2 separate regions of the Homo sapiens genome follow, and region 2 is linked to region 1. A link is an interaction called in ENCODE POLR2A ChIA-PET data of the cell type or tissue named here. Cell type or tissue: OCI-LY7. All regions are shown on one strand. Each heading gives the region's core, and the rest is flanking DNA. Links, peaks and the distances in the headings are about the cores only.

Region 1 (15,640 bases), core at 4,313-12,312:
CTAGTGCTCCTATCACCAATATATTCCTGATGGCCTTGGGGAATGGTGTGTTCTCTAGGCCCTTCTGAGGAACATAATCTTCTGGTGGGTTTTCTGGCCTTATGGCGTATATCCATTCTACATGTCTGCTTTCCTCAGCCTCAACTCCTTCATCTCCCTACTTCTAGGGCACCTTGAACATTCCCACTTTATTGAGAATTGGCTAGGCTTCTAGAAGCTACACCAGCTGTAAGTTTACCCATCCCCTGGAGTCCTTGCTAGGGTGTTAAATCCTGGGTCTTGAGAAAGTGCTCCCAAGTCAATGAATTCTTTTTATGCAGTTGTACTTTCTGGCCTTTTTGATCAAGCACTTCTAAAATCCACTTTCAGGAGGAATTCACTGACTCCTGCTCATATATGCCCGCTCATTCACATAATTCTTTAGGTATAAAGTCTCTTTCCTTCTTTATAAGGCCCAGCACATCCCCAGGTGGGTTACACTGGGATTTAACCCTAGTTATTAGCCTGGGAGCTAAGGAGAGGTAATAGAGGTAGCCTTCCAGGGCATCATCTGTTGCCTTATATGGGCAAGACTCCTGCTGTGCTGGGAGATGCTCCAGAAGTACTAGTTCTTACTAAGGAAAGGTGGGCTACCTCTGCAATCTTACAGGATCTGGAAGGTTGTAGAGTCAACCTCCTCAGAATATTCAGTCTCTTTTTTCAGTTCCAGGTTTTCTCCATCAGGGAACTGATACTTACAAAATTGATTTGCCTTAGCTTAGCATTAAAATATCTCTGCCTACTTCAGGGTAGTGAGACTTCTTAGGGCTTCAAGTTTAAGCATTCCAGTGAGAAAGGAACATCATTTATGATAGCATCCACTGTATTGTATTGGTCATAAGCCTACTCAGTCTCAGGAGGAGGGAACGAAAATACCTTTTTAAAAAAACTTTTATTTTAGGCTTGGAGGTACATGTGAAGGTTTGTTACATAGGTAAACACATGTCATGGAGGTTTGTTGTATATATTATTTCATCACCCAAGTATTATTGTGATAACACAATAGTTATCATTTATGCTTCTCTCCCTCCTCCCACCTCAAGTAGACCCCTGTGCCTGTTGTCCCCTTCTTTGTGTTCTTAAGTTCTTATAATCTAGCTCCCACTTATAAGTGAAAGCATGCAGTATTTGGTTTTCTGTTCCTGTTTAGTTTGCTAAAGATGATGGCCTCCAGCTCCATCCATATTCCCACAAAAGACATGATCTTGTTCTTTTTTATGGCTGCATAGTTTTTCATGGTGTATATATACCACATTTTCTCATCTAATTTGTCCTTGAAGGGCGTTTAGGTTGATCCCATGTCTTCGCTATTGCGAATAGTGCGGTAATGAATATTTGTGTGCCTGTGTTTTTATGGTAGACGCGTTCCCTTTGCTCCACTAACTCACCAGCATCTGTTACTTTTTGACTTTTTAATAATAGCCATTCTGACTGGTGTGAGATGATATCTCATTGTGGTTTTGATTCACATTTCTGCTTCAGCCCCCAGTCACCTTAGACACTTCGAAGCCTGAAGACTGGAATGGCTAAGTTGTCCAAACAGCAAAGATAGTGGCCTGCTCCTCCCTCTGGGAGCTCTATCCCAGGGAGGTTACAAATCTCTTTCAGCCAGAGAACACCAACAGGGGTGGCAGGAGGCTCTGGTTGGGAGGTCCCACACAGTGAAGAGGAATGGGATTGGGGACTCGCTTAAAGAAGCAGTCTGGCCATGTTTTTATACAGCAGCTGTGCTGTGCTGGGGGATCCCTTCCGCCCCTGGTCTGCTCAGACACTGCAATGCCCAAAAGCTGAAACAGCTAAGTCTCCCAAACAGCAAAGATAGCAGCCCACCCTTCCATTTGGGAGCACTGTCCCAAGGAGAATTCAACATTCTGTTGGCTGGAGAACACCAGTGGGGCTGGCTGGAGGCCCCAGTTGGGAGGTCCCACCCTGTGAGGAGGAATAGGATCAGACACCTACTTAAAGCAGCCGTCTGGTCACATTTTGGTAGAGGAGCTGTGCTTTGCAAGGGGATCCCTTCTACCCCTAGTCGGCTCAGACTCTCCAAAGCCTGAAGGCTGGAATGGCTAAGGCACCCAAACAGCAATGATGGAGGCCCACCTCTCCCCACAGGAGCTCCTTCTCACAGAGGTGCAATACTGCTACTGGTGGGTGGCTGAAATTCCAAGACAGTGGGTCTGATTTTCTGAGGCACAATGGAAGTACAGCCTGCAGGCTGTTACTGCTCAGCCCTCTGGATTCAATCTTTTCCACTGTATGTACGGGGGTCTACCCTCCCACTTTGCCAGAGCTGCAACTACTTTTGCTGGAAAGTCTGAGTATTTAAGGCTCCAGGGTCTCCACACATGCTTGAGCAGCTGCTCCACCAAGACTCCACATAGCTTTGTGTGTCAGACTGAAGGCCCTGGTGGGGTGGGCTCACAAAAAGATCTCCTAATCCAAGGGTTGCAAGGATCCATGGGAGAAGTGTGGTTTCCTGGGGTTGCACATTTTCTCAACGCCTGCCTGGGCAGAGGCAGTTCCCCTGGCTCCATGTTGCTCCCAGGTCCTGTCTTGCTTTTCTTCATTTTCCATAGGTCAGATTGTTTTCTTGATTAGTCCCAGTGCAAGTACCTGAATGTTTCAGTTGAAGGTGTTGTATTTTCTCACCCTTCCATTTCTCTCCGTGAGAGGCACACACATTAGCTGCTTCGAGTTGACCATCTTGGCCACTCTCTACTCACCTTTTGATGGAAGGAGTACCAAATAATTTCGTGGCAGTTTTTTTTTTTAAGGCAGCACAACCAGCCAACAGTCTTCCTGTAAGGAAGGTTTAGAAAACCTGCAGCTTGATTTGTTGCTTCTCAGCTCTCCTGCCATTGCTAGCTTCCTGGATTTATACTCATCATAACCATCTTCAACTTGTATTGAAGATACAATACTATTGTATTGTATTGTATTGTATTGCCTATTTACTTCTGTTTCAGTCTTCCTTCTTTCCCTGCACCTGGTACACAGGTGCTTAATAGGCCCTCAATTGACTGTTCTTCTCTTAAATCTACTTTGGACACAAAATTAACATATATAATAGTGTATAAGGTAGAAAAATAAAATCTAAAGTTCATGTGGACCAAATCATACCATAAGAGCTAGGATTTCTTTGATCTCTCATCTATTATAAATTAAATCCAGGTTAATGAAATCCAGGAATTATCCAAATAACAAATTATAGGGAGCTGTTTCAGAATTCTTTCTTTTTCTGAGGTGGTTGATAAACATTTCAACAACAATCTGACATATAATTCCAAAATAACAAAACCTAAACTTGCCTCCAGAAATGGCCTTTATGAACTGGGAATTAGGGAACTGAATTCTTACCCAAAAGCAATTAAATGGCCTTGAATAGGTAAGCTATGACTTCGTAAGGGTGTTCTCAGTGCAATCAAGAGCCATGTGTTTACCACGGTAAGAGAACTGTAGGAGAGTTAGGAAGAATGACAACACTTTGTCCTGAAGGATGTTCAGAAAAATTATTTCACATTTTACTAGTCATATCTCTCTCTCAAAATCTTACCAAAATGTAAATAAATATTGAATTATAGATTAAAGTATTTAATTTCTATCTGCACGATGGATAACATGCAAAGTAACAAAAGAAGCAAAGGGAAATGAATGAAACTAAAGCAAAATACATCTTATGGCTGTGCATCAAATTACCCTTGAGTTTGTTTAATCTCCATATGATTTATACATGAAGAGCTAGCTAATTTGTGATATTGTTTGGAGAACTCAGAGGTATCAGAATGAAACCAGTTTTTCCAAACTAAAATGAGTTGGGAAAATAAGAAAATCCACCATTTAAAATAAATTGGCTCAGGGACTAGCTAAAACTCAGGACAAAGCTATATCACAATGAAATCCTTATTGGCAACTTAGCTTTGACCTATCAGTAAATACAAAATTCTCACTTTAGTCCTTTGCCGCAATAGATATCATTTATTTATGAAGTTGATTTTGCTGTGACAATTTGCATAATTCAGTAATTTAAGAAATTTACACAATTTTAAAGACAAAACAAGGATGTATTACAATTAGAAAAACAGATTTTCTACCAATCTATACTTTTTGTAATTGATTTAATAAAGCAATAGGTTGGCCTTCAATTGTGCAGAATCTAATTATTGGATTTAGTCCTGTAATTCTTGAAGATTGGTAGGATTACACCTTTATCTTTCTTGTATTCCCCTTGTTTTTGTAGTCAGACTGGAATAGAGCCAAGTGGCTTGCTATCTCCATGATCTTCCTATCTCACTTCTGGCAGGCCTGATCAAAGAGAGAATATATATGTGGAGATGGGAGATAATAGCTCTTCTACGTTGCTTTAGCATAAATTCTACTGGGTTGAAAGCTTAAAATAATATTGAAAAGTATTATGACTCCAGAAAGCATCTGGTTGGGTAGCTATATCCCAACTAGGGGCCAATTCTAAGAATTATGGAGAGAGGGGAAGCAGGGCAGCTATGTCTGACATCAATTAAGACTGCAAAAATAAAGATTTTTGTTTAGTTTGAGAAACTTACTGAATTTACCCAAGTCTTAAGAGAATACAAACATTCAATGTATATTCAGAAATACATGTATTTTGTGATACCTATTTGTCCTTGGTAGTTTCTAGCTATGAAGCCCATGTCATTAATTGAGAATTAATTAATTAATCCTTTTAGGGACGAAATTTACCATTTGATGGGAGTCTTCTCAAACACGTGGTATAAATGATCCTGGTCCATTGAAAACTGGTTCATCAAACAGCAGTTGTGCTGCTATGCAGATGCCCATCCTCCACCATGGGCCTTCTGACGTAGGTGTTTGGATGGAGGCTGTACGTCTGTATGTTTTAAATTTCCGCCATTGACTCTGAAATGCAGCTAGGAGTTATCCTCCAAGGAAAGTCACTGCTCCTAGCTTGCATCTTGTTGCTATGGATAAGAATTCAGAGCCACCTTATTTCTATTTAACAAGCTACTGCTTGTCAGATTAACTACACTTCCCTGTGACATTTTGCAATGTGAATTTTGCTCCCATAGTTTTCACTTCATTCCATTCATCCTGGGCTTTGACTTCCTATTCATACCATTCTACCTTACAGTAAAGATTTTTCTCCTTTATGAAGAGAAAATAAAATCAAAATTAAACAGTTCTACTTTCTTTCACTTGATGACTTTTTAAAAATATTTTTCAAGCAGTAAAGTCTATTCTGTCTTTACTGCTGTCTTTTTCTGCAAACCTAGTTTCAACTTCCTAATGCAAATCTTTATTGTTTTTTGTTATATCCTGTTCCCTGAAACTATAATCTGAGTTGTTGAATTTGTTTACATGTTTCTCTTTTTTCTTTCCTCTTTTACCTGCTAAGTGATTCAGGTGCCAGAGTTTAGTTTGAGTCTCCCATCAGGACGGAACTGCCTTTCACAATAATAGATTATCTGGCATTTCAATGTTCTTAATGTTTTGAAATAAACCTTTCTTATATCTGGCACATTTTTCACAATGTGCTTGACATTCTTTTCTTTGCTTATAATAGATTGTGAGGTGTTTTCACTTTCTCCCAAAGTTTCTATTACTTCTACTTCAAAAAACATTAATTTATGTTGGTTAGAGTGAAATTAATTCAAGAGGAACAAATGCTTTCTCCCCAAAAAGCAGCTTCTTAAAAACCTTGCTTCATCCTTTTGTAAAGGATTTGCTAGGCAAATCAAGAATTTTAGAGTATATTGTCTTTTTTGATACTCCCTCTATACAAACATTTCTATATCAATAGTCAACTCAGACAAGGTTTTATGTAAATAGAATTTTTAATTAGTTTCTATAATAGAAAAAAATTGGAATCATCTAATGTGTCCAGTGGTCCATAGTTAATACTTAACAGTATATATGGGTGCTAATTTAGGCAACATTGAAAAAGGTGTTTTAAGATATGACATGGAAAAATACTTATGTAATACAAAAGTAGATCCGAAAATTGTTAAACAACATGTTCTAAAAATATATGCATACAAAAATCAGATTTTTAAGAAGTTATTTTATTATGATTATTGCATTATGTTTTTCTTTTTTAATTTTCCAAAGTCTCTATCATCATATACTATTGTAAAAATAAGGAAAATTTATTAGATCATTTTTATCATATACATATTCTGTCAATATCTGCTTGTAGTTGCACCAGACCAATCTGCTTCAACTTTTATCTAACAAAGTTGTAAATTGTTTTTTCAGTTGCCATGAACTCTTAGGTCACATAACCTTAGGTCATATGCCCAGATGAACCAAGTGTGCAACCACAGGGGAAGCCTAAGTGCGTAAAGAGTGGGAACTGAATTCAGAAGCTGACATTGCATGACAAGATCTAGGATCCAATCAGATAGAGCTCTGGCATCATTCCATGGCAGGATCCAGTCAGATCATGCGTCCTGGCATCACCTCATTGCAAGATCCCATCAGGTCACAGCTCATTATCCCATGCTTATAAAACCTGACCCAGCCCCCAGCTTGGGGGAACATTGCTTTGAGAATTATCACCAGTGTTCTCCTTACTTATTACAAGTCATAAAATCCCCTTGCTAAACCTTCCTTCATTGTGGTCATTGGTTGATACCTGCTAAGTGTCCAAACCAACCCACTATGTAGGTAACAAAATTCTGGTGACCCAGATGGAATTGGGACTCAGGTCCTGATCCCAAAGTCCTTTAAGGCTCCTTACGAATGAAACAGTAGGCAGAGGCAGCTTGCCTGGACTAACTGACTTACGTTGCCTGAGAGGGGTTGGGTGCCATTCCCACCGACCTCCAGCTTGGTGTCCTGCCCACTGGATTGTCGCTTGGACCTACCCTGATGGATCGCTGGGACCTTTTGTTTGACATTCCTTTGGGGCAGTAAGTGAACTTTGCCCTGTGGGCTGACTAGAAAGGTAATTCTCTGGACCAAGCATAGCACATCTCTGATTGTGTTTCTGTCCCTGGCTGCTTTGTGATCTGGGGGATTCAGAGACATTCCTGTCCTGATAAGGGCAATCTGGAGCTAGATAGCTGACTGTGGGACTAGTTTTAGGAATTAGTTTTGTCGAGAGACAGGCTTTCATAGGAGGCGGAAGGGCTTGGTCTCCCTAGCGCCCTGTTTGCCATAACCTGGATCACCCACCAGAAACTGGAGCTCTGGCATTTGATGCAAAAAAAGAACAAAAACAAAAAAAAAAGGCCAGGTGTGGTGGCTCATGCCTGTAATCCTAGCACTTTGGGAGGCCGAGTTGGATGGATCACCTGAGGTCAGGAGTTCAAGACCAGCCTGGCCAACAGGGCGAAACCCCGTCTCTACTAAAAATACAAAAATTAGCTGGGCATGGTGGTGGGTGCCTGTAATCTCAGCTACTAGGGAGGCTGAGGCAGGAGAATTGCTTAAAACCGGGAGGTGGAGGTTACAGTGAGCCAAGATGGTGCCATTGCACTCCAGCCTAGGCGACAGAGCGAGACTCTGTTTCAAAAAAAAAAATAGTTGAACCCAGAGTGGGCCAAGAGTTGTGGGATCTGTGTCACCACCAATCCTGCCTCTAAGCCTCTGGTGGCTTGCACTAGACCCTGAATAGGTATCCTAGGAAATGAGAAACATTGTAAAAGGACTCTAGCAGCACAAGTCATACAAGTAAACTACAAAAAGTAGAAGGGTAATTGGGAATGCTGATATGTTAATTGGTCAAGATTGCTTTTAAGGCATTTAACAGCTATGACCAAGTCCAAGAAGGGCAAAAACAACTCGAGATGAGAAAACAAGCTATGCTGCTTACCACAGTTCTTAACTGCAACCAGCCAGCACACAAGGAAAAGACAAAGAGCCATGGGTAAGACCCCCTAAGGTCCCCACTGCCTAGCCAAAAGGGTTATCCACCCTTGAGGCCACAACAATGTGCATATTGTAAACTAGAGGGCAATTAGAAACAGGAGTATTCTAACTGTCTCTGGGAGATAGAAGAGGGAGGAAAAGAAGCTTCCCATCAATCAGCCCAGCAGATGTCACAGTTTGCTGATAGTAACCAGAAATAATGAGACCCTGAGGGTCAGGGGCTCCTCTACAATCTAGGAACCCTGGGTAACAATTGCTGTGGGAAAGAGACTCATGGGCTTTCTGACACTAGAGCTAAACTTCTTCCATTAGCCTCCCCTTCCTGCTGCTCTGCCTCTTTACTTTGCTACCTTGTTCTCTCTAAAATTTGATGAAGGGCTTCAGCCATGTGGGATAGATGAATTTCAGCTAAAATTTCTAGTCTGACAGAGACACAGTTTGAATCTAACTGTCCTTTAAAGTAGGGAGTTGTACCAACCCATGGTTAAAGTTTTTAAAAATTAATGCTACAAGATCATTATTTACATCTGGTGGTACGTACAGCTCCAACTGTATTTGTCTATGGTACCAAATTGGCATATAAAAAAATGAGTACTTCTAAACTAAGCAAATAAAAGCCAATGCTTTTCAAGTTCACATGCCTGAGTCATCATTTAGAGAATAAGACTATTCTTAAGTCTTAATAAAACTGTTGGTTTGATGGGGATGTTTGTCTTTTGAAATTTAACTTTAAGGTTCTTACTTTCATGACACCTACCTGATACGCAGTTATATAAGGTAATTAACAGATAATTTGTAATGATGACTAGCTTTGTCTAATGTGTCAGTTCTCATAAGTAATCTAGGTAAACTGCTAAAAACAAATAAATTAGGTAAAGGTAAATGGGATAAATATCTATAAATAAATTTTTTATGTAATTTGAAATCCTAAATTAAATAATAGATACTCGTTGAATCTATGGCTCAGTTCCAAATTAGACAAAAACCAGAACAAATTGCTGATTGGCTTCTTATATTTGATAGACTGATATGATTTGACTGTGTCCCCACCCAAATCTCATCTTGAGTAGTTCCAATAATCCCCACATGTCACAGAAGGGACTCAGTGTGAGGTGATTGAATCATGGGGGCATACTGTTCTTGTGATAGTGAGTGAGTTCTTATGAGATCTGATGGTTTTATAAGGGGCTTTCCCTGCTTTTGCTTGGCACTTCTCCTTGCTGCTGCCATGTGAAGAAGGATGTGTTTGCTTCCCATTCTGCCATGATTGTAAGTTTCCTGAGGCCTTCCTAGCCATGCTGAACTGTGAGTCAATTAAATCTCTTTCCTTTATAAATTATCCAGTCTCAGGTATGTCTTTATTAGCAGCATGAAAATAGGCTAATACAGTAAATTGGTACTGGTAGAGTAGGGTACTGCTGTAAAGATACCCAAAAATGTGGAAGTGATTTTGGAACTGGATAATAGGCAGAGATTGAAACAGTTTGGAGGGCTCAGAAGAAGATAGGAAAATGTGGGAAAGTTTGAAACTTCCTATAGACTTGAAGAATTCAAAAGACAGGAAGATGTGGGGAAGTTTGGAACTTCCTAGAGACTTGTTGAATGGCTTTGACCAAAAAATGAAATCTAGCCTAAGGTGGTCTTAGATGGAGATGAGGAACTCGTTGGGAACTGGAATAAAGGTGACTCTTGCTATGTTTTAGCAAAGAGACTGGTGGCATTTTACCCCTGCCCTAGAGATGTTTGGAACTTTGAACTTGAGAGAGATGATTTACAGTATCTGGTGGAAGAAATTTCTAAGCAGCAAAGCATTCAAGAGGAAGCAGAGCATAAACGTTTGGAAAATTTGCAGCCTGATGATGCAATAGAAAAGAAAACCCCATTTTCTGGGGAGAAATTCAAGCCTGCTGTGGAAATTTGCATAACTAACAAGGAGCTGAATGTTAATTACCAAGGCAATGGGGAAAATGTCTCCAGGGCATGTCAGAGGCCTTTGACACAGTCCCTCCCATCACAGGCCCAGAAGCCTAGAAGGAAAAAATGGTTTCCTGGCCCAGGCCCAGGGCCCCTTGCTGTGTGCAGCCTAGAGACTTGGTGCCCTGCATCCCAGCTGCTCCAGCCATGGCTATAATGGGCCAAGGTAGAGTTCAGGCTGTAGCTTCAGAGGGTGCAAACCCCAAGCCTTGGCAGCTTCCATGTGGTGTTGAGCCTGCAAGTGCACAGAAGTCAAGAATTGAAGTTTGGGAACCTCTGCCTAGATTTCAGAGGATGTATGGAAATGCCTCGATGTCCAGGCAGAAGTTTGCTGCAGGGGCAGGGCCCTCACACAGATCCTCTTCTAGGGCAGTGCAAAAGGGAAAAGTGGGATTGGAGCCCCCATACAGAGTCCCCACTGGGGTACTGCCTAGTGGAGCTATCAGAAGAGAGCGACTGTCCTGCAGACCCCAGAATGGTAGATCCACCGACAGCTGGAACTGTATGCCTGGAAAAGCTGCAGACACTCAATACCAGCCTATGAAAGCAGCTGGGAGCGGGGGCTACCCCATGCAAAGCCACAGAGGCGGAACTGCCCAAGGCTGTGGGAGCCCACCTCTTGTATCAGTGTGCCCTGGATGTAATGCTATCAAAGGAGATCATTTTGGAACTTTAAGGTTTAATGACTGCCCAGCTGGATTTTGGACTTACCTAGGGCCTGTAGCCTCTTTGTTTTGGCTAATTTCTCCCATTTGGAATGGGTGTATTTACCCAATGCCTATACCCCCATTGTATCTAGGAGGTAACTAACTTGCTTTTGATTTTACAGGCTCATAGGCAGAAGGGACTTGTGTTGTCCCAGATGAGACTTTGGACTTAGACTCTTGGGTTAATGCTAAAATGAATTAAGACTTTGGGGTACTGTTGGAAGGGCATGATTATGTTTTGTAACATGAGGACATGAGATTTGGGAGGGGGCAGGGGCAGAATGATATGGTTTGGCTGTGTCCTCACCCAAATCTCATATTGAATTGTAGTTCCCATAATCCCCATGTGTTGTGGGAGGGACCTGGTGGGAGGTAATTGAACCATGGGGTTGGTTACCTTCATGCTATTCTCTTAATAGTGAGTGAGTTCTCATGAGATCTGATGGTTTTATAAGGGGCTTCCCCAACTTTTGCGCAGCACTTCTCCTGCTGCCACCATGTGAATAAGGATGCATTTGCTTCCCCTTCTGCCATGCTTGTAAGTTTCCTGAGGCCTCTCCAGCCATGCTGAACTTGAGTCAATTAAATCTCTTTCCTTTATAAATTACCCAGTCTCAAGTATGTCTTTATTAGCAGAGTGAGAACAAACTAATACAAAGACTAAATATGTTTGGGTCTATAAATATGTGTAAAAATTATGCTAAAGGAAAACATGTTTTTCTAAAAATCATAAAATGGTTTTTGTGTATAAAATACTAATATATTACAGACAATGGAAGTTTTTGTGCTTACTGTGTTTTAAATAAAATTTAGGAGTACTGAGAGTTTAAAAAAATTCTAACTAATTTGTGATTCTATATATGAGGTATGCCAAAAGTAAGATGTTATTAATAAGAAAAAATTATGAGAAAGACATAAAATGTGTTCTTTATTGAGAAAAAGAGTAATTTTGTCTTATTTGGAAGTTATTTAAAGGGAGGTCTAAAATATGGATTTAGGAAGAAATTAGAAACAAGATAGAAGGGAGCCAGCAAATAGGAGAGAGAGAGACGTGAAGAAAGTTATAAATGTGAAGATGTATAGTTTGTATGAGGAAGAATCATATGTAGTAAATCTTTGTCCTAGTGTGAAACGACTCATTACTGAAGAAAGATAAAGTATAAGGCAAGGCAGAAAGTCCAAGTATGTTGTTGACCATGTGAGTAAGTAATGATAAGGTTTATAAAAAGAAAGTTTCTGAAAGAAATTTCAGGTTTGATTAAATTGGCTATAAGTAAAATAATTATTTTTAACAGTCTTACTAAACAATGAACTTTGATGTTAAAACACACTGATACAGAACTTAAAATTTTGGCCCTCCTATATTAAAACAGGGGTTTCTTAAAATATTGGTTTGTTCTTAATAAGATTGGGAGAGGTTTTGATTTTTAATTCTGAAATCTGTTTCTTTAACAGCCTTTCTCTGAATTATGAATTAGTTTCTATTTCTGTCACATTCCTTCCTGAGAACTGTCTATTTTCCCTGGTTTCAGGTTTATCTTGAAGGTCTTAGAAAAGCAATGTTTTACTCCAGTATAACTTGATTTTGTATTAGTCTTTTCTTAATGTGTCTGAACTGTTTCCTGTAACCAGAACTTCTATGCTATTACTAAATGTATTCCCCTGCTCAAGGTTACTGGCCTAAAAAGCAAAGATTGTTTAGGAAAACTGAGCTTTGAAAGGGTTAAGGTTTTTACATCCATGTAATTTCCTGTATTGCTATAGAAGTCTTTTGATTGTCACTCTGGTTCAATGAGTAACTATTATGTAGGAGCAACATATGATTCTGTTGAAGGAAGTACTTTGATTTTATTTATTTATTAATTTTTTACATCTTTGGCAGATTTTCCAGGATCCAAATCTGAATTCAAGCCTCTTAGCCTAAAATTAACTTTGAGATTTTTCCAGGTGGGCCCCCTGGAGAGCATCAAAGAGTATATTTCTCACCTTGTGGAGGTTTTAAATGATTAGACTTATTTGGTAAATAATATGCAAAGTGCTGTCAAATAAGGAATGATGCTTAACTTCAAGTTATATTTATGTAAGTGTGTTATTAAGAGGTGTGAAATTGTATGAGATTCCTAAAATACTGATATGCCAAGATACATGTCATAATTATGATTATGGTATTGGATGGTTGCATGCCAAAGAAATATGTAAATTTCCTTGTCAATTGTAAATTCTCATCAGATCTCTGAATATGTCTGTTCTAGGTTTTTGTCAACCACAGTTTATTGTTTTAAATTCTTCTCTGGAAGCATTTGCAATTGGCTGTAGTCCAAAATTGCCAAATAAGATTGAGCAAAACAAAATTAATGACATGAAATTAAGTAATTGATAAGGATAATGTTTTATGACTTAAATGTTTTATTTTCTAGATTCAAGGAAATTTTTTGTCATAACCTCTCTATAGTTTGCAATAATTGGATAAAGTATCCTTTGTGAACAATGGTGGAAGCATTTTTTTTTCCTCTACCTGATTTCTTGACTCCTACAAAATTGTGGGTCTTATTTTTATTTAGTAAATCCAGTAAAAAAAAAAAAATCTCTCTTTATAAGCAGGATACTATTGGAAACATTGGTTATATTACTAAAGTTTGGACTGAAATGTCACATTTTAAAATGTACATGAAATGCCTGGTTTCAAGAGTTCCCAGCTTTACAGTGAGTGAATGAAAACTGTCACTTCCTAGCAGGCCCAAGAACCTTAAGACGGTAAGTAAAATCTAAAGCTTGCCTTGGTTTGGATTTCCAGTTGCAAGAGGTCCTAAATCTGAGATTTCCTATATGATCAATGTGGAGAGAAACAGTTATGTTTCTAAGGAAAGCAAAAGTATACTTGTTACTAGATTGTAACCCTGTGCATTGTCTTCAAGTCCTTGTTATCTGCCTGTAGACTGGACTAGATCCTGAATTCTTCTCAGTTCCCCTAATATTTGGTTTTAACTAATTCCTGATGAACTCCCCCAGCCCTCTTCCCTCAATCCAGGCTAGGAATGCTCTAGGGACATTCAAGGGATTTCCCCTTTTTAAATCTGACCAACTCTCTAATTAGATTTCAGAACTGGGGACAAGCTAGACTCAGGATACTAGGGTCTCCTTGTCTCAAAGCAGTTGATGCTGTCCCTTCCTTTGTAAAAGCCACAAAGATAGTTATGGGGCCACCCCTGACTGTCTACGTTCTATGCTCTGTTGAGGCACTCCTCAATTTACATCACAAGCTTTCAAGAAAACTACAGGGATTTCTTTCTATCCTCACTTTGCCTTACCAGCCTCCAATGTAACTTGCTTAATCTGACCACTTTATTTAACTTTCCTCATGCCCACTCTGCCCAACAAGCAGAACTGCATGCTCTTACCAGGGCATGTCCTTTAGCCAAAAGTAAAAGGCCAGTATCAACAAGCCACATCCATGGCAGCAACTAAGACCCTATTGGAAAAATTACACCAACCTGGTATAATTGTTGAGAGCTTCATAGTGACTGAGAAACTTATTTTACAGGGCAAATTATTCAAATGTTGCAAAATGTGGCCTATTTATTGACATCTCCATTGTGCTTACCACCCCCAGTCCTCTGGACTGAAGAAACAGACCAGTGGACCAGTGGAATAATAAAGCCCTATTGGTGAATATCTGTGCAGCATTCAGCATGCCATAGCTAAAAGAAGGAGACCCTTTGTTTAGTTTTCCTTCACCCACGCGAACATTCTTGGAAAACTGCTAGGCCCACATTTTCTTCTCCCAAAAAGGGGGAAGTAATAAGTTATCCTCACCAGGAGATTTGGCCATAGAAATAGCTCTTACCCAAGTTCCTATCTATTCAGTTGACCTCACCAATGCTACCCACCCTACTCTCCAAGAGCTGCGTGAGAGTTTTGGGGCACAATCCAACACCAATGATAACCCTGCAGATTATAATTGGGGCCACTTTCAAGGATGTGATTTACCCAGAGAGGTTAACTCTAGTGAAGGAGCTAGATTAGGAAGGCTTCTGGGGTCCTGGTTTGTACTAGGTTGTGTTTGCAACAGATACATGGTCAGAAACGTTTCCCACACTGTTAATAGGGTTGCCCACTTCACCACCCAAGCCATCAGGACACAGCAGAGTTCCTTAGACAACCACATTGCTATCGACTATCACCTCACTGCACAGGGTGGTGTTTGTGCTGTTGCTAACACTTGCTGCTGTACCTGGGTAAATATTTCCAGTCAGGTTTAACTGGGAACACCTAAGGCCTACAGCGAGCCAAATCTCTGAAAGGGACACCTTCAGGGAGCCTCCTAGCTGAACCTGGTGGGTACAATTTCCAATGTCGAGATATTTTCAGAGGATTTCTCCTAGTATAGGATTTCTTCTGTGTTTCACCCTGCAAGTCTTAATGATTCCCCTTATATTTGAGCTAAGCATTTAGCTCCTCTTTAAAATTGTTCTAGCCTGTTTTAACAGATGTCTGTAAGAGACCCCCACCGGGATCTTGCTCATGCAATCTTTGAGACTTTAAATTCACTCCAGCTGGAAATCAGAACAACCCAAGAGACTTTGGCTCAAATTTAATAGGTAGCTTAGTGCCTCTCAAAAGTAAGTGGGTCTAGTTGTTCAATTGGCCACTGCCCTGCCTCTAGGATCCCTGAAAGGGACCAGATGGACCTGAAGCAGGTAGCCAACTACTTCTGCACTGTCGTACAATGCAATGTGGTCCACCAACAGATTTACGCCAGTTCTTCAAGATGGATCCTGAGTGGCTAACTGGGACTCCATTTAAAATAGAGCAAAGCAGCCATTTGTTGAGTAGGGGTGACATACATGCCCTGAGTTCCAGGAAAGCCTGCAGCATTTAACTTTGAGGCTTTCAGGATTCACCTGAACCAGTCAATTAAAGCTCACCCGAGTTGGCTAATCAGGGCTCAGCTATATTGACCAATCAGAACTAAGTCAGTTTCAAGTTTCAACACTACATTTGCGTAGACAGTCTTGATTTGGAACCTGGGTGGAAACTTTTGCTATAAGACCTGG
Region 2 (15,640 bases), core at 6,923-14,922, 100 kb after region 1:
GGCAAATCCTAATAGAATTGCAATAAAAGTTTCTAGATCTTGGAGAAAGGCTTTGCTCCCTTTAGCAAGTAATTAATTATTCTTTTCAGAAAATGTATCTGAGTGAGTCAGTATACAGTGCATGAAGATGTTTGAGTTTTAGATTCTATGATCAGGGATCCAGGATCCACAAGAAAGACAGGGACAAAGTTGAATGTGCCTGGCCACATTCCATCAAACCCCTAAAGAATAAATGAGTTGCATGAGCAGATTGTTTACATGCCCACTGAGCCCACCATACTGCTGTTTCATCCACAACCTGTGCTTGTGGCCTCATGGGGAGTCCCTTTAACAAGCTATTGAGTACAAAGGATGACTTTTCAGGATAACAACTACCACTGACTATAAGTAGATTTTGCAGCTTTAGAGTCTCTGACAGGGCTAACCCTAAAAGACGATGGAGAAGGGAAAGCCTCCCATTAGGTAGAATGTTGGGTAATACATGTCATTGTAACTTTACCTGAATGAAGATGAGGCCTAAAGTCAGGCTCTGTAACAAGTTCTTGGGCATGTTGGTCAAGAACATAGAAGAAGATTGACTATACAATTAAGAAAAAGGATGCAATCATGGAACATTCAATGGATCCAGAACATGAGACAGTTAAGGAGTGTGTTGAGCAAGCATGAAAAGGAGGCTGAACTGACCTGACGGTATGAATGCGTATTCATGTGATTGACAGCTGCTGCTTCGGACTTTCTGATGAGCATCCAGATAGAACATGACTGAGGCAGCCACAAAAGTAGTGATAGGGGCTTTGTACAGACTCCACCACACAGTATTTCCCTCATCAAAGCAGACCATGCTAATACAGTAGCTGAGTGATCCATTTGTCAACCTTAGAGACCAGCCCACATCTCTGATATGGCATCATACCTAGTAAACACAGTGAACTCCTTGTTGTATTATATCTAGTTGCTCTCATTATGGAAGGGAACAGCATTCTCTTTTCCTACTTCCTCCCTGTTGTGCCCCTGCCAGTACTACCAATTATGAACTTTCCAAATGCTTCATACACTATCTTGTTATCCCACCCAAATTGGCTATGAGGGGAGTTATTTGATCAAAAAGAAAGAATAAAGGCAATGGACTAATTAAAATGTAATTCACTGTTTTATGTTCCCTATTTATGAAGTAGTTAGCCTTATGACATTGTGCAATGGTCACTAAAGACAGCACCGCAATCTCACAGGGGATCTTCTTCCATCTGATGATGTAGCTACTTTGTAGACCACTGGTTAGGCACTGAACTAGTGTTTGAAATAAGAAATACTTTCCCCACAATTAAAAGACATGGATCTAGGAACCAAGGAGTGAGGAGGGACTGATGTGTCTAACAATGATAACTAATTAACCTATTCCCAAAATTTTTACTTGCTGTCCTTCTTAGGGTGACCCATCTCTTGTTAGTACTTAAGGAATGCTTTCATCATGTAATATATACTGTGATTCTTCTAAATTGGAAGCTAAAACTGGTAATTTGGGCTCTTCCTGCTAGGGGACAACAAATGGCAGAAAGTGGGATACTGTGTTGGCTGAGGTGACTGACCTTGCCTAGTAAGGGGAGATGCAATACTGCTGTACAACTAGATCTAAGAGGAATGTGAAAGGAACTCTGTGGATCCTTACTTTTCCTCATGTGCTCAGTGGGAAAGATTAATCAAAGATGATTGCCCTTCTATGCACAAGACCACTAGGAACTGGAACAGCTCAAGAACCAAGGTTCAGGTTATTCCATTAAAAAAAAAAATGAGGGGCCGGCCAAAGGTAAGGAGATTACATTATGGGTAATATCAAAGAGAATACCTAATACCAGTTCTGGGTTCTGGCTTGGGGATAAATGGCAGAAAGATCTGTTTCCTTGCTTGATGTGTCATGACTTAGCGCAAAATATTTTCTCTCCATATTTTACACACAGTGTGCTGGTGGTGGTAAATTATGCCTTTTGGACCAGAGGTTGAAGCGGATTTGAGGGGAAATGGCATTTCCAAGAGTAGTACTATTCAAAGTGGGGGGTCTGCAGACTGATGCTGGTGTGTGAACTGTTTATTACTGGTTCATGATGAGAGAAATGCAGAACTAGAGTATTTAAAATTATGCTGTCAAGGTAGCATTAACATTTCTATGCCTATTGTATATACTAATAAAAACTGAGGCTTGCATTTGATGTTAATTTCATTTTTCTAGCAATTCATTTTTATTACATTTTCCCAATGAATTTGTCCATGACAGATTAGAAACAAAAGTTTACTGCCGCTTTGCTACTTATAGTTTGAGAAACACTGATCTTAATGAGCAGTGGCCTTGTGAAATATATTGTAACTCCCAGATGCAGCAGCTGTGGGTAACTTTGGTCGCTTGCCACTGTGAAGATGAGTGAGCTTGCCATGGTTCATAGAGTATTTAGGTGGGTTAGGTGGAGGTATCTTTGTCTATGTGGAATCTATGTGTTTGTACCGTCAAAGTTGAATGAATAGAAATATACCAATGAGTTAACTGAGCAGCTTATATCTTGATGTCCTCCCTTAATCACTGGATGTCCTAGTCATGGCCAACTTTCCCAAGAGTGGAAATACATAACGAAAGCTCACCCTCCCCAGAAACTTTATAAGGTGGAACAGAGACCTATCCAGGTGGAATTTGATTGGAACTGAGTCACTGTATGACAGAACCCAGGAAGTGTCCAGGGTTCCTGTGTTGACTTTCTTGGAATTGTCTGGGCCTTTGCTCTTTTTGGTGCTTGGTCATTCTTCCTTGAGTTCTGGAGTTACCAGTGTCCTTCTAATTTCCTTCTTGCTTATGTCCTAAACCTATTTGTTGCTTGTCACTAAACTCACCTTAAATGATACAAAAGGTCTTGCAATTTTAAAGGCATTTGAAAAATATCACCAAGTTACTTTCTAGGAACTTAATTATCAGTGTATGGCCTCACCAATAATATAAGCCACTGTCTCCAGGTATTTTTCTCAGAACTGAATATAAAATGTATATAAGTGTATGTACAAACGCACACACACATATGTATATATGTAGCGATACCTGTCTATATATATAGAAATATATATCATAGATATCTAAATTTGATATCTATGTATCATATATCATAGATATATAGATTTGATATCTATATATCAAAGATATATATATATATCTTTGACATTCTGCCAGGTAGGATATTGGGACTTTAAAATATTTCATATATTTGAATATTATTGAAGGTGAAATTGTAGGAGATATGAGGTGTCAGTACACTTTTATGTGCAAGTTATAGAAACACATTTCAAATGAGCTTAAGCAGAGGGATTTTATTAGCATTACATAGAATAGCAGGTTACTGGGGAAGTTTGTAGAATTGAATTAAGAAGCATGGGAACCAAGTTATGAGGACATGCTTGTTGGGGGGCACTCATGTGTGCTCCTATGCACTTGACTGTTTACCATCAAGCACTCACCCTCAGCCTTCCTGTTCGCTTCTCATCATTGATTGATTTCTTTCTGTTGAAGTTCTCTTTGTGTGGCAGGAATTATTGCTGCCAGCAGTTCCAAATATATGTTTTCTCTCCACAAGCCTAGCAGAAAGAGCCCTTGTTTAATTTGCAGTAAGTAGTACTCTGGCCCTTCTTGGATCACATGTCCCCCTCCCACCTTGGACAGGTTGCCATGATTATTCACACCTGGATTAGTTAGCCTATCCTTAGATGGAGTGGTGGAGCAGACCATTGTGATCAACAGTGGTTAATAATCCCTCCAGAATGAGATAAAACAGGGAGGGAGAGTTGTCCTGGAGGCAGGATTTCTGGGCATTCATAAATGTCCCCTACACACTTAGCAAGAGCTCTTTGCCTTTTGGGCAGATGTATTACATATTCAAATCAATGTTTTCAGGAGACTAAGATGGCAATGGTACATAAGTAGCTTGATCATATAATTTATCATTCAAATTGGGACACTTTTGAAAGTAAAAGAGGCTACTGTTAATAATTAATGGAATGCCTGTTTGCCACAGGAAAGCTGAGCAACTGAAAGCAGACAAATGATTTTGGAGTTGTTGCACTAACTTCTGATGTGATACAGGTCTAACAGTAGTTATGACTATAAAACCATACACAGTTTTACAATCACTATCAACCACTTGCTGAGAGGAAATAACTTTTTGGAACCAGGTATAAGACTCACAAAAAGGTCAAGATTCACAAAAAGATTAAATCTACAATGAAATAAACTATCAGCTTCTCCATAGTTTGTTCTCAGGGGAATCACCCTGGGGTGGTGCTGTGACCTGTGAGATTTCACAGTAGAGTGGTTAGTAGAAGGCCTCAAAGTCATAAGCCCAACTTAATTTAGTCTTGACTTTGCTGTTTGTCAATTACAAGCTTGAGCAAATTACTTAACCTCTCTGAACCTCAATGTCTTCATCTATAAAATGGAAATTATAATACTTCATGTGATTGTGCCTAGAATTATGGTGTATTACTATATGCTATATTAGTATATAGCACATATATATATATGTAATGCATATATTAGTATATGTTTAGTAATACTGAAAGGTTAGCATTAATACTACCAAAAGGGTTAATAAAACGCAAGAGAAAAGAGAAAATTATTGATTTTTCTTTTAGCAGGTAAAATCTCCTAGTAAACACTGTTCATTGATTCTTTCTTCCATCTGTTTTTACTTACGTGGTCTGCTCCTCTGATCTGACAATTCCTCCTGTCAAACTTACCACAAGTACAAAAGAACACTCCATTTGTTGGCCAGGGAAGAGTGGCTGGACCTCTCTCATTTGGTTTAAAGATGTCTTTGGTTTGTCAGGTGTGTCACTTTTGCCTTTCAAAAATAGTTTCAGGATTGGTAAGAAAGAAAAATCTGGTTCAAAAGACTTTGAATAGTGAGCATGGAGTGAGGAGTGGCAACAGATGTGGCCCCAAATAAGACTTGGACGGTAAAGGTAGATGGGAATTAGGATCATAACTAGAGAGGACAACAGGGTCAAGGAATGTTACTCAGTGTGTGGGAGCCTGGGGAAAGAGCCCATCTGTGAAGGGCCAGGCGGATTAGAAGGAGGGCTAAGGTTTAGGGAAAGATAGGAAGGGAGAGAATTGAGGCAAGGAGGAATTGCCAGAGATAGGTTAAATAGGGAGAAGTGTAGATGACAGAATTTCTATTTCTCAAAGAAGGTGGTAGCTGATCTTTAGACAGTAAGAGATTGGAAGCCAATGCAAGGAGACTCATTCTCTAGTGACTCATGCTGGGCCTGGATCTCACTGCCTGAGCAGATGGGGGCATGGGTAAAGATGCCCCACTTAAAGAAATCTTCTTATTCTATAAATCGCTCAGCATTGGTTACACATGCTCCCTCTCTCGCCTAAATTTGCCAGTCTTTACTAAACTCAGAAAACTTCGTTGGAGAATTTCTAGTTATAGAAACAAATAGAACCAAACAAAGGTTGACCTACCTGGTATATCTGGGCAGCTTGATTTATATAAACAGACCAACATACCCATCTGTTCAAATGCATCAAACTCAAGTTCTCTGCATTTGAAAGTCTATATACCAAATTAAAGCTTTTATACTCTCCCTTCTTTAGTCTTTAGTGTTGAATTTATAAAGTTAAGGCATTGAAATACAAATAGTTATGTCATAAGATGTCAAATTCATTTTTCCTACAAATATTTAAGTCCCAGCTATACAATCTGAAGTTATTTTATTACCTTATAGCCTCATTTTTAAAGATCTCTTGAAAACAAGGATTTACTCTTTTTTTTTGTTTCTTTGAAAGAAAGAAAGAAACAGGGGTCCTGGAGAGTAAAATAGCCAAACTCTTTTCTTTTTTTTTTTTTTTCCTTCCTTCCTTCCTTCCTTCCTTCCTTCCTTCCTTCCTTTCTTTCTTTCTTTTCTTTCTTTCATGGAGTCTTGCTCCGTTGCCCAGGCTGGAGTGCAGGGGTGTAATCTTGGCTCACTGCAACCTCCGCCTCCCAGGTTCAAGCAATTCTTGTGCCTCAGGCTCCTGAGTAGCTGAGATTACAGGTGCTCACCACCACGCCTGGCTAATTTTTGTATTTTTGGTAGAGAAGGAGTTTCACCATGTTGGCCAGGCTGGTGTCGAACTGCTGACCTCAGGTAATCCGCCCGCCTCGGCCTCCCAAAATGCTGGGATTACAGGGATGAGCCACCACGCCCAGCCTCAAACTCTTTTCTTGTATAAAAGAAAATTCCCACATTTGCAAGATAATGCTTCAGTTAATAGTATTTTCCTTTTAATGTTGACATAAAAATAAATAGGAATTTTTAAGTTAATGTGGTTTTTCTGTCAGAAAACTCCTATAAAAACCATAAGGCACATTAAACTTACTACAAACTTCTAATGGCTCATAACTAACGTTTGTTTTAGCTTCAAGATTAAAAGTGTTTTTGCTACCATTACTAAGCAAATGTGTGTCTCTTACATTTTACATTACTCTGTTAAAATATAACACATCTTCTTTCAACATTTTGTTGTGAAAGGAGACATTTGTTTTTCATTGATTTATTTAAACAAACAAAAAAAAACAGAGCCCAGTTCTTGTGTCAGTAGCTCTTCATCCCTTAGTTTTCTTAATTAATTATCTTCATTATGCGTTACTTTCAAATGTTTGGAGACATTTGAAAATCCAACTCACAGTAGTTTAAATGTATTACTTAATTAACAGGAAGACTAGAGGTAGAGGACTCAGCACAGACAGGAGCAGAGACTCAACAGTGTCATCACAAACCCAGCTTCTTTCCATCCATCTGCTCTGTCATCCTTGTTACTGTGACTTCTTAATCCCCCTACTTGTTTCCTCACAACTGTAAGATAGAAGCTCCAGCTCCAGACATCAAATCAATGCTCTGAAAGTAGAGGGACGGGGTTTGCCATCATGTTCTGCTCTTGCATCCAATTTAGAGGCTCTCACTTCCATCCCAAGCCGGACATGCTCATCTCATTTACCTTTCTGAACAATTTGTCAGTTCTTTTCAATAGAGGCAGTCGCGTCCTGCAACACAGCTTGACAGAGGAGTTGTTAGCAAGGAAGGAGGGAAATGGTACTGGTGTCTGTCACAGTGTCCTTCCAAATTTAATCATATCCTACTAAAGTCTTCTTTTAATGGTATTCTATTACATTTAGCTAGTTGATGCTTATCGGCTGGCTCCTTTTTCTTCTTTCTCTCTTTTTTTTTTTTTTTTTTTTTGAGATGGAGTTTTACTCTCGTCACCCAGGCTGGAGTGCAACGGCGCGCTCTCAGCTTACTGCAACCTCCGACTTCCAGGTTCAAGTGATTCTCCTGCCTCAGCCTCCTGAGTAGCTGGGATTACAGGTGCCTACCACAATGCCTGGCTTATTTTTTGTATTTTTAGTAGAGACAGGGTTTCGCCATGTTGACCAGGCTGGCCTCGAACTCCTGACCTCAGATGATCCACCCACCTCTGCCTCCCAAAGTGCTGGGATTACAGGCATGAGCCACTGCGCCTGGCCTGGCTCCTTTTACTCAACCACTGTAATCCCACTGGTGTGATCTTTCTAAAACACAATCTGACTTCATCATTAGCTTTCTAGTATGGCTTAAAATAATGGTCATGCTGTACCCCTGGGACATCTTTCCAGCATTTTCTCTTCCATGTGGACTGCTGGGTATTATTATAATCGCATAGGATTTATGTTCTCTCTTGCTGCTGCATCTTTGTTCTATTGTCTGTCCAGAATAACCTTCTACTCTTCCTTATAGGCCAGTGTCTCTTTGTACCTCAAACCTAATGCTTTGAGAGGTCTTCCTTAACACCCTGCCCCTTCCAAGCTCAAGCGTCTTTCCTGTTTCCTTCCACAGCACCTGGTGGGAGCCCTTCTTCCTGCCTGCATCTCTGTATTATGATTTGTTTATGTAATTCACCTATCTTTTGGTACCAGATGGAGCTTTCTGAGATTAGGGACTGACTCATCCCTGTACAGTTTGTGACCCGTAGGTGATGCTGAAATCATATATTTTTAATGGCAGCAAGGATGTTAAAACTTTCTGGATGACAGTGTGGGGTACCATACAAAGAATGACCTAGTCCTGTTTCCTAGGAGGTCAAGATAAGTTGGAGGGCATTTTATTTTTTCTTGTTTCTCAGAACTTGAACCTTTCCTGGCTCTAACTTACGTATGGATTATGAGTAGAAGACAAGGCTTCTGAAGCAATGAAGCTTTACAAACCAAAGTTATTTGGAAGAATTGACTCTGAGCACCAAAAACTCACTGGTACAAAGCCAGCATGATAACCACTGTACTTAGGAAATGACTCACTGAACTGCATACATAGAACTAGGCCAGGAGATTTTCTTTTCTTGTGTACCAGCTAGTCAGGTTAGCAACCGCTTTAAATTCTGAGGACTGATAGCCACTAATTCAGATGTACATAGGTGCAAGTACTTGATAGAAAGCAGTCTATTTTAAAGTATCACTTAATAAAAGCTCTAAGCAGTCTATGCAGGTAGGAGTAAGTCTTATAAAGATTGGATTTGCCTATTCTTCACACCAATTCCTTGATTCTGATATTCAGTTACAGGTCACCCGCCCCAGCACCTTGATATGTAGATACAAGTAGGCGTTCTTTACTTTGGGATATGAAAAGATGACAAAGGGATTGAGTGGGAATGATTAACCTCATACTGGGGAATGACGATTGCTGGATATATCACTTACCACACAATAGATGTATTTAAATGTAACAGCTGTAACCAGCATAGGATGGAATTCTGATATCAGGAGTAGGTGATAAACTTAAATTGACATTGGAAAAGAAGTTTCCAGCTTCGTAATTCAGTTAGTCCAGATGTTTTGACCCCACAGACTGTTGATCCTCCTCAATGTTACAGAAACTTGGTCCCAGATTATGTGTGTTGAGAGTTCACTGTATCATTGTAGAGCTTTCATTACTTCAGTGGAAGTCCTTACATCTGACATAATCAGATGTGTCTAGTTAAAAACTAGTTAGTCTAGCTAAGAAAAAGTTATTCAAATTATACACTTTGAATGTTTTAAACCTAAACATAAAAGTCCACTCATTTTCTAGTCTTTTGGGAAAAACAGTCAAAGCCTTGTCCTGAGTATGGTGCCACTGTTTGATTTTTTTTTTCCTGTATCCATAGAACAATTTAATCAATAATGCATTATTCAGTATTTCCAGTTTTTGTTTCTTAAAAATGGCCAGAGACCTTTGCATTCAAATATGTACAAAAAAGTCCAGTTCCTCCTAGGCTCTACAATTGGCTTTGAATCTTTTGCCATTGTCTCTCCCACACCTAATACAATAACTGATTTTTTTTCATCTTTGTTGTGACTTGCTTTTATTTAGCTTTTCCAAAGCATTCATCTTATTCAATTAGTCATTGAAGATAGACCAGGTTTGGTCTTGTCCTCCCATTTAATCAATTAACATAACATTTTGTTAAATTATTTGATGATAACCCACTGAACTGCAGGGGGTAGAAGTGTACAGAAAGAGTGCACTGGCTTTCCAGAAGCACTTGGTGTGCCATGGGCATCTAGCAATATGTTTTACAGAGAAAAAGGTGACTAAGAAGTCCTTGGCCTCACATGTGCACATGTTCAACACTAACTTTATTTAATGGAGTTTTGTTCAATTGCTCACTACCTTGATGTATTCGACAAAATGCCTGCTGTCTGCCGTGTTAACCCTGGCAATTTCTTTTGTCTGTTTTCTTGGCTTTGCAGCATTCTTGCTAAACAACAACAACAACAACAAAACCCCACTCTGTCTAGCTATATTCTTTCTGATATAGAGAGCTATTAAGGAGGATTATATTATCTACCCATTTGACAAGAAGAAACATTTCGTGATTGAAGGCTGAGCTGGAAAATGGTCCCTGGAAGCAGGAGTAGTTCCCTGGACTTTACCCCACCTTGTGTAATGTGGATTCCTATTCAAGTGCTTCATCCTGGGCTCTGCTTCCAGGGAACCAACCCCTCCCAAGATGGGGAATTGAGGGCAAGTAAAGAGAGCAGTGTTCTCATTAACTGTATGAAAGCTGTAAGGAAGATTGAGAAGGAGGATGACACAGAGAAAGATGCTAAGAAAAAAATGTGGCTTCAGGTGAAGGCTCAGCCTGAACCCAAGGGAGCTCTGGGCTACAGGATGTTTCTTGCCTTGAAGCCACCACTGGGGCAGGGAGTTGCAAAGCAACATAACCTGAGAACTGCAGCTTCCATCATCCAAGTACAATCCTCCAAAGAAGGCTGAAGTTATGTGAGCAGGTAGCAGCAGCTAAGCAACACATGTGTGAAAACTAAATTGATAAAAGCAGTAAAAGGGGATCTTTGTAGGTGATTAACTGCAAATTCACAGAATATCAGATAGTAAATGTGTGGTATTGTTAAAATAACTACTTTTATTGGACCCAATTTACGAGCCTCCCTAAATTTTCTGGGTTTCTCTTGTCTCTTGGGCCCTCAACTGGTTAGACAAAAAGAGACCAGCCCCAATTTCCAAATGTCACCAGCTGACCCGTCTCCTCTGGGAAAGCCAACTTCAACATGTCCTCTATTATGCCTTCCTCCTTGGGAAGTGCAGCAGCTGCAGAATCCAGACATGACCCAAGGAAACACACAGACTGCGGTTTCACCTTTCACCTGTTTCCAGACTCAAACACAAAGCATCATACAGTTAAAATGCCACACAGTAAGGCATGGCATTTGGCTTTCGTAGTGCTTTTCCCAAGGGGCCATAGGCACAACCAGGAAGAGCATAGGAGCTAATGCCAATGGGGAAAACTTTAACCACTGGGGGGCAACTTATAGATAAATTCCTTTTTGCTCTCTTCCTCTGATGGATTGTTTTGAGCTGCTGTGGTTCTGTGGAGCATGTCTAGAGATTGTCCCTTGTGACTGAGCAGGTGGCTCTATTTTCCATTCTGAATCTGTGGCTGGCAAAGCAAGCACCACCTAGTATCTGTTTTCCATTCTTCCTTGTTTCACTTCCCCTTTTCCCTCACTCTTCCTGCCCTGCAATTGCACCTCCTCACCTCCCCCAAAACGTTAGCACATAATCTTAGCTTGATTTCCAAAATCAAAAATAAAAACACACCAAAACAGAACCGAAGGCAAAGACAGCACCCCTAGAGATCAAAGTTTCAGTACATGTACAAATCCCCTAAATGGTGGGATTTCACTGTGAAACATCAGGAGAGATATTTTGAGTAAAGAGAGGGTAATCCTGAAATTGTTCTTTTGTTCTTTTTCTGTCTAAACAGTCAATCTTATTAAAATCTAAGTGGATGCTAAGGAACATCCCCAGGATGCTACAAAGAGTTTTCCTTTGTTAAGACGTCTTTTACAAACTAGCTCGGTGTCATGAGCACTGTGGTGAGGCACAGAAAGTAAAAACAATGCAGAGGAGAATGTAGCAACCTAGAAGCTGCTTTTCCTCAAAGGAGTGCAGAACATTCATGAACTGGCATAATGATGAGAGTGATGCAAAACATTCTTATGTTTCAAAAAAGAGAATTGACCTGTTCTTGTGGCTCTGGTCAGATTGAGACCAGCAGTTATGAGGCCAGGACTAGTCTTTTAAAAAATATATTGACAGATAACATTATATGTTTTTATCGTGTACAACATGATATTGTGAAGTACACATACATTGTGAAATGGTTTTGAGCGTTACTAATGTGCAGGCTAGAGAATCTGTCCCAACTGCAAGTGATGTTTGCATCATCATGTCACAATTAGTACTGATGGCTGTGGTCAATTTAGTCTGGAGCTATTAAGATGGGTATGGGGGAGCTGTTCTGTTTTCGCTATTTTATGCTTGTAGAAATGGCCTCAATTTTCTCTTCTGTCTGATTAGTCTTAGCATATGGATTTCTTTTTTGCCATATTCTATTGCAGAGGCTGCCTCTCTCTGCCTTTCTCCCTCACATCTGGAATCCAGCCAAAAGTACCAGAACAAGATGCTTCTCACATTTGGGCCCTTTTGTAAGGGTGCTGATTGCAACTTGGGCAACTTCAGTATAATCTAAGGTGGAAGCTTTCTGCTGCTTTTGGGGAAAAAAATAAGTGTCTAAAAATAAAACCTAGGCATAAAAATAGGGCCAAATACTCATTAACTGCCTCACTTAGCTGAATGCTGAAATTATTTCAACAGCACTAAATCAAGCCTTTGTGTAGAAGAGGTTGGGCATTTTTTTATTCATAATACTTTATCTTAGATGATAAATGGGTTACTGTAATTTCTCACTTTATTCAAAACATGAATTAAATAGTCCTCAGAGACTCAATTTTTGGCTCATGCTCATGCTGACCCTTGAATTGGAGCACTTGTGTTCACAAGTCTCCAGGAATGTATTTTGTGGGCTGCTGTGGGAAAGGATTGGGGGACAGACAGGACCAGGAGTGGTGGATTAAAGGCTTGGGATGCTAGGGTTAAGAATTTGGATCTTACATTAGGTGTGGTGGGAAGCCACTGGAGGGATTTAATTAGGAGAATATTATAGAATGACTTCTTTTTTTAAAAAATATGACTCCTGACTGCTGTATTGACAGTGGATTGGAAGGAGACAACAGTAGGAAAAGGGTAACCAGCCGAATGCGTATTTGTAGATATCCAGGTAAGAAGGGATAGTGGCTTTGGAGCAGGATGGTAATGGTAGAGTTGGAGAGTAGGCAAATAATGGAGTTTATCTAATTCATTAACAACAACAAAAAGATTGGTTAATAGATTAGATATGGGGCATAAGAGAATGGAAGAGTCAAGATTGATTTCTAAGTTTCTGACCCAAACAACTGGAAGAATTTGGTACTAGGTGAGATGAAGACTGGAGAAAGAACAGGATAGTTTCTGCTGTTTTGTTGTGTTTGGGGTGGGTCATAGAGAAATGGAAAAGGAAATGAGGTGGAAATGGCTCATGTTAACTTAGGGAATCTAAATGAACAGTTCAGAAGAATAGTTAAACATATGACCTTGATCCAGTAGATAAGTTTGAGAATCCTTGATGTACAGATTATATTCAGAGTGTGAGATGAACTCGCCTAAGGAGAGAATAGAGAGAAAGTAGAAAACCTGGTAACATTCCATATTTCCACATAAATAGGGCAAGCAGAAGAGAACCAGTAAAGGACTTAGAAGGAACAGCAGTAAGGAAAGAAAAACTAGGAGAGTATGATGTTCCAGAAACCAAGAGAAGACTCTTAACAAAGGCAGGTAACAGTCAATTACATTAAATGCTGCTACGAGGTTGAGTTAGATGAGGACAAATAATATCACTGTTTTTGGTGTTCTTGGTAATACTGACAAGGGCAGTTTATGACATGTCATGCAGAAAAGAGCCGAGAGTTGGTAGGACATTTTAAAGTGGGAAATGAAGACAGCTATTTAGACAATTATTTCAAGAAATTAATGGAGCTGAGAAATAGATAATCAAGAGTAAGGGGAGAATTTTTTGTTTTTTCTCATGTTTCTAAGATGGGTGATTGGAGCTTTTATGCCTATAGAATTGATTCAGGAGAGAGAGAGAGATCCTGATGATGTAGTAGAAAGGAAATATGATTGCAGGGACAAATTTCTTTTTTTTTTTTAATTATACTTTAAATTCTGGGTTACATGTGCAGAACATGCAGTTTTGTTACATAGGTATACAGGTGCCCTGGTGGTTTGCTGCACCCATCAACCCGTCACCTACATTAGGTATTTATCCTAATGTTATCCCTCCCCTAGCCCCCCACCCCCTGACAGGCCCCGGTGTGTGATGTTCCCCTCCCTGTGTCCATGTTCCACTCCCACTTATGAGTGAGAACATGCAGCGTTTGGTTTTCTGATCTTGTGATAGTTTCCTGAGAATGATGGTTTCCAGCTTCATCCATGTCCCTGCAAAGGACATGAACTCATCCTTTTTTATGGCCGCATAGTATTCCATGGTGTATATGTGCCACATTTTCTTTATACAGTCTATCATTGATGGACATTTGGGTTGGTTCCAAGTCAAAATTAAAAGAACTAGAGAAGCAACAGCAAACAAATTCAAAAGCTAGCAGAAGACATGAAATAACTAAGATCAGAGAAGAACTGAAGGAGGTAGAGGAACAAAAAACCCTTCAAAAAATCAATGAATCCAAGAGCTGTTTTTTTTAAAAAAAAAAATCAACAAAATAGATAGACCACTAGCCAGACTAATAAAGAAGAAAAGAGAGAAGAATCAAATAGACACAATAAAAAATGATAAAGAGGGTATCAGCACTGATCCCACAGAAATACAAACTACCATCAGATAATACTATAAACACCTCTACGCAAATAAACTAGAAAATCTAGAAGAAATGGATAAATTCCTGGACACATACACCCTCCCAAGTCTAAGCCAGGAAGAAGTCAAATCCCTGAATAGACCAATAACAAGTTCTGAAATTGAGGCAGTAATTAATAGCCTACCAACCAAAAAAAGTCCAGGACCAGATGGATTCACAGCCAAATTCTACCAGAGGTACAAAGAGGAGCTGGTACCATTCCTTCTGAAATGATTCCAAACAATAGAAAAAGAGGGAATCCTCCCTAACTCATTTTATGGGACAAATTTCTTGAATACAGAAAGGTGTGAGATGCAGAGTACAGTGAAGGGTTTGGCCTTGGATAAGAGCAGAAGGAGAGACAAAAAGAGTGCACCTAGATGTTAATGGGTTGGTTGAGTCAGTGATAGGAGGATGAGGGAGTAGCCATAATCAGTTACAACAATTATGAAGTAAGAGCATCAGCTGGAAAAGAGATGAGAACAGGGAATGTCAGTTTCAAGAGAAGGTAGCAAATATTGGAGTCATTCTAGGCAATGGGAAGATGAACCTCTAGCAAGACAATGGACATGGAATGTTTCAGGGTTACGTTAAACAAGGTGAATTTGAGTTAATTTTTGCTTGGAAAGAGACAGTAATTAAATTTCAAGGTTTTTTTTAATGGCATATAGAGGCAAAAGGTATTATTACATGTTTACATATTTTCATAGTAGAAAAATGAGTTTAATGATTACTTGTAATCTTACTCTTCCAAAATAATCATTGTGATATCCTTTTATATATTATACATGCAAATACTTCCATAGGAAGAAATATAAAGGTCTCAATTTTGATAACTAATACTATTTTGGAGCAGTTTTGACTTTACCAACTATCTTAGTTATTGCTCTAAGAGAAATAAAAGCAATTGGACTCATAACTTTGTCATATTGCAAAAGTATTTCTATATTTTGTTGCTTTTTCCATTTTTATAGAGATAATAGAAAATGTACAGTTTTGTTAAAAGGCCTTCTTCCTAAGGTCGTGTTTTCAATAACTTTCTTATAGTCTTTAAAATGTAAAAATGAAACTCTAAATTATTAATCTACCAGGTTTTATTTTGATAAGATGTGATGAAGGAATCTAATTTTACTTTTTTAAAAAAATTGTTATTTTAACAGGAGTTACATGTGCAGGCTTGTTACATGGGTATATTGCATGATTAATTTCACTTCTTAAAATAGTTTCAAGTCATTCTTAAATCACATACCTCACAACAAATATAGAATATATTCTTGTAATAGTAGAGCTCCTAAATGGTA

What was found. Peaks named below come from ENCODE experiments on the same cell type or tissue, not always from the same donor. Only the 100,000 strongest peaks of a DNase experiment are listed, where the experiment ranks them.
Region 2: POLR2A ChIA-PET joins it to region 1 with 6 read pairs; 2 of 35 experiments call an interaction of 5 or more read pairs at or near these places.

Annotation. Positions count from the first base shown.
Region 1 is chr3:108,234,942-108,250,581 of GRCh38, forward strand. No RefSeq gene overlaps it. Among named protein-coding and RNA genes, the nearest start is that of IFT57, 20 kb to the left of the region's middle. In OCI-LY7, for the core only: no CTCF peak of the experiment used is centred there; no DNase peak of the experiment used is centred there.
Region 2 is chr3:108,335,027-108,350,666 of GRCh38, forward strand. The region is part of intron 2 of HHLA2 (HHLA2 member of B7 family); the gene reads left to right. Among named protein-coding and RNA genes, the nearest start is that of HHLA2, 46 kb to the left of the region's middle. In OCI-LY7, for the core only: no CTCF peak of the experiment used is centred there; a DNase peak (open chromatin) is centred at 10,955.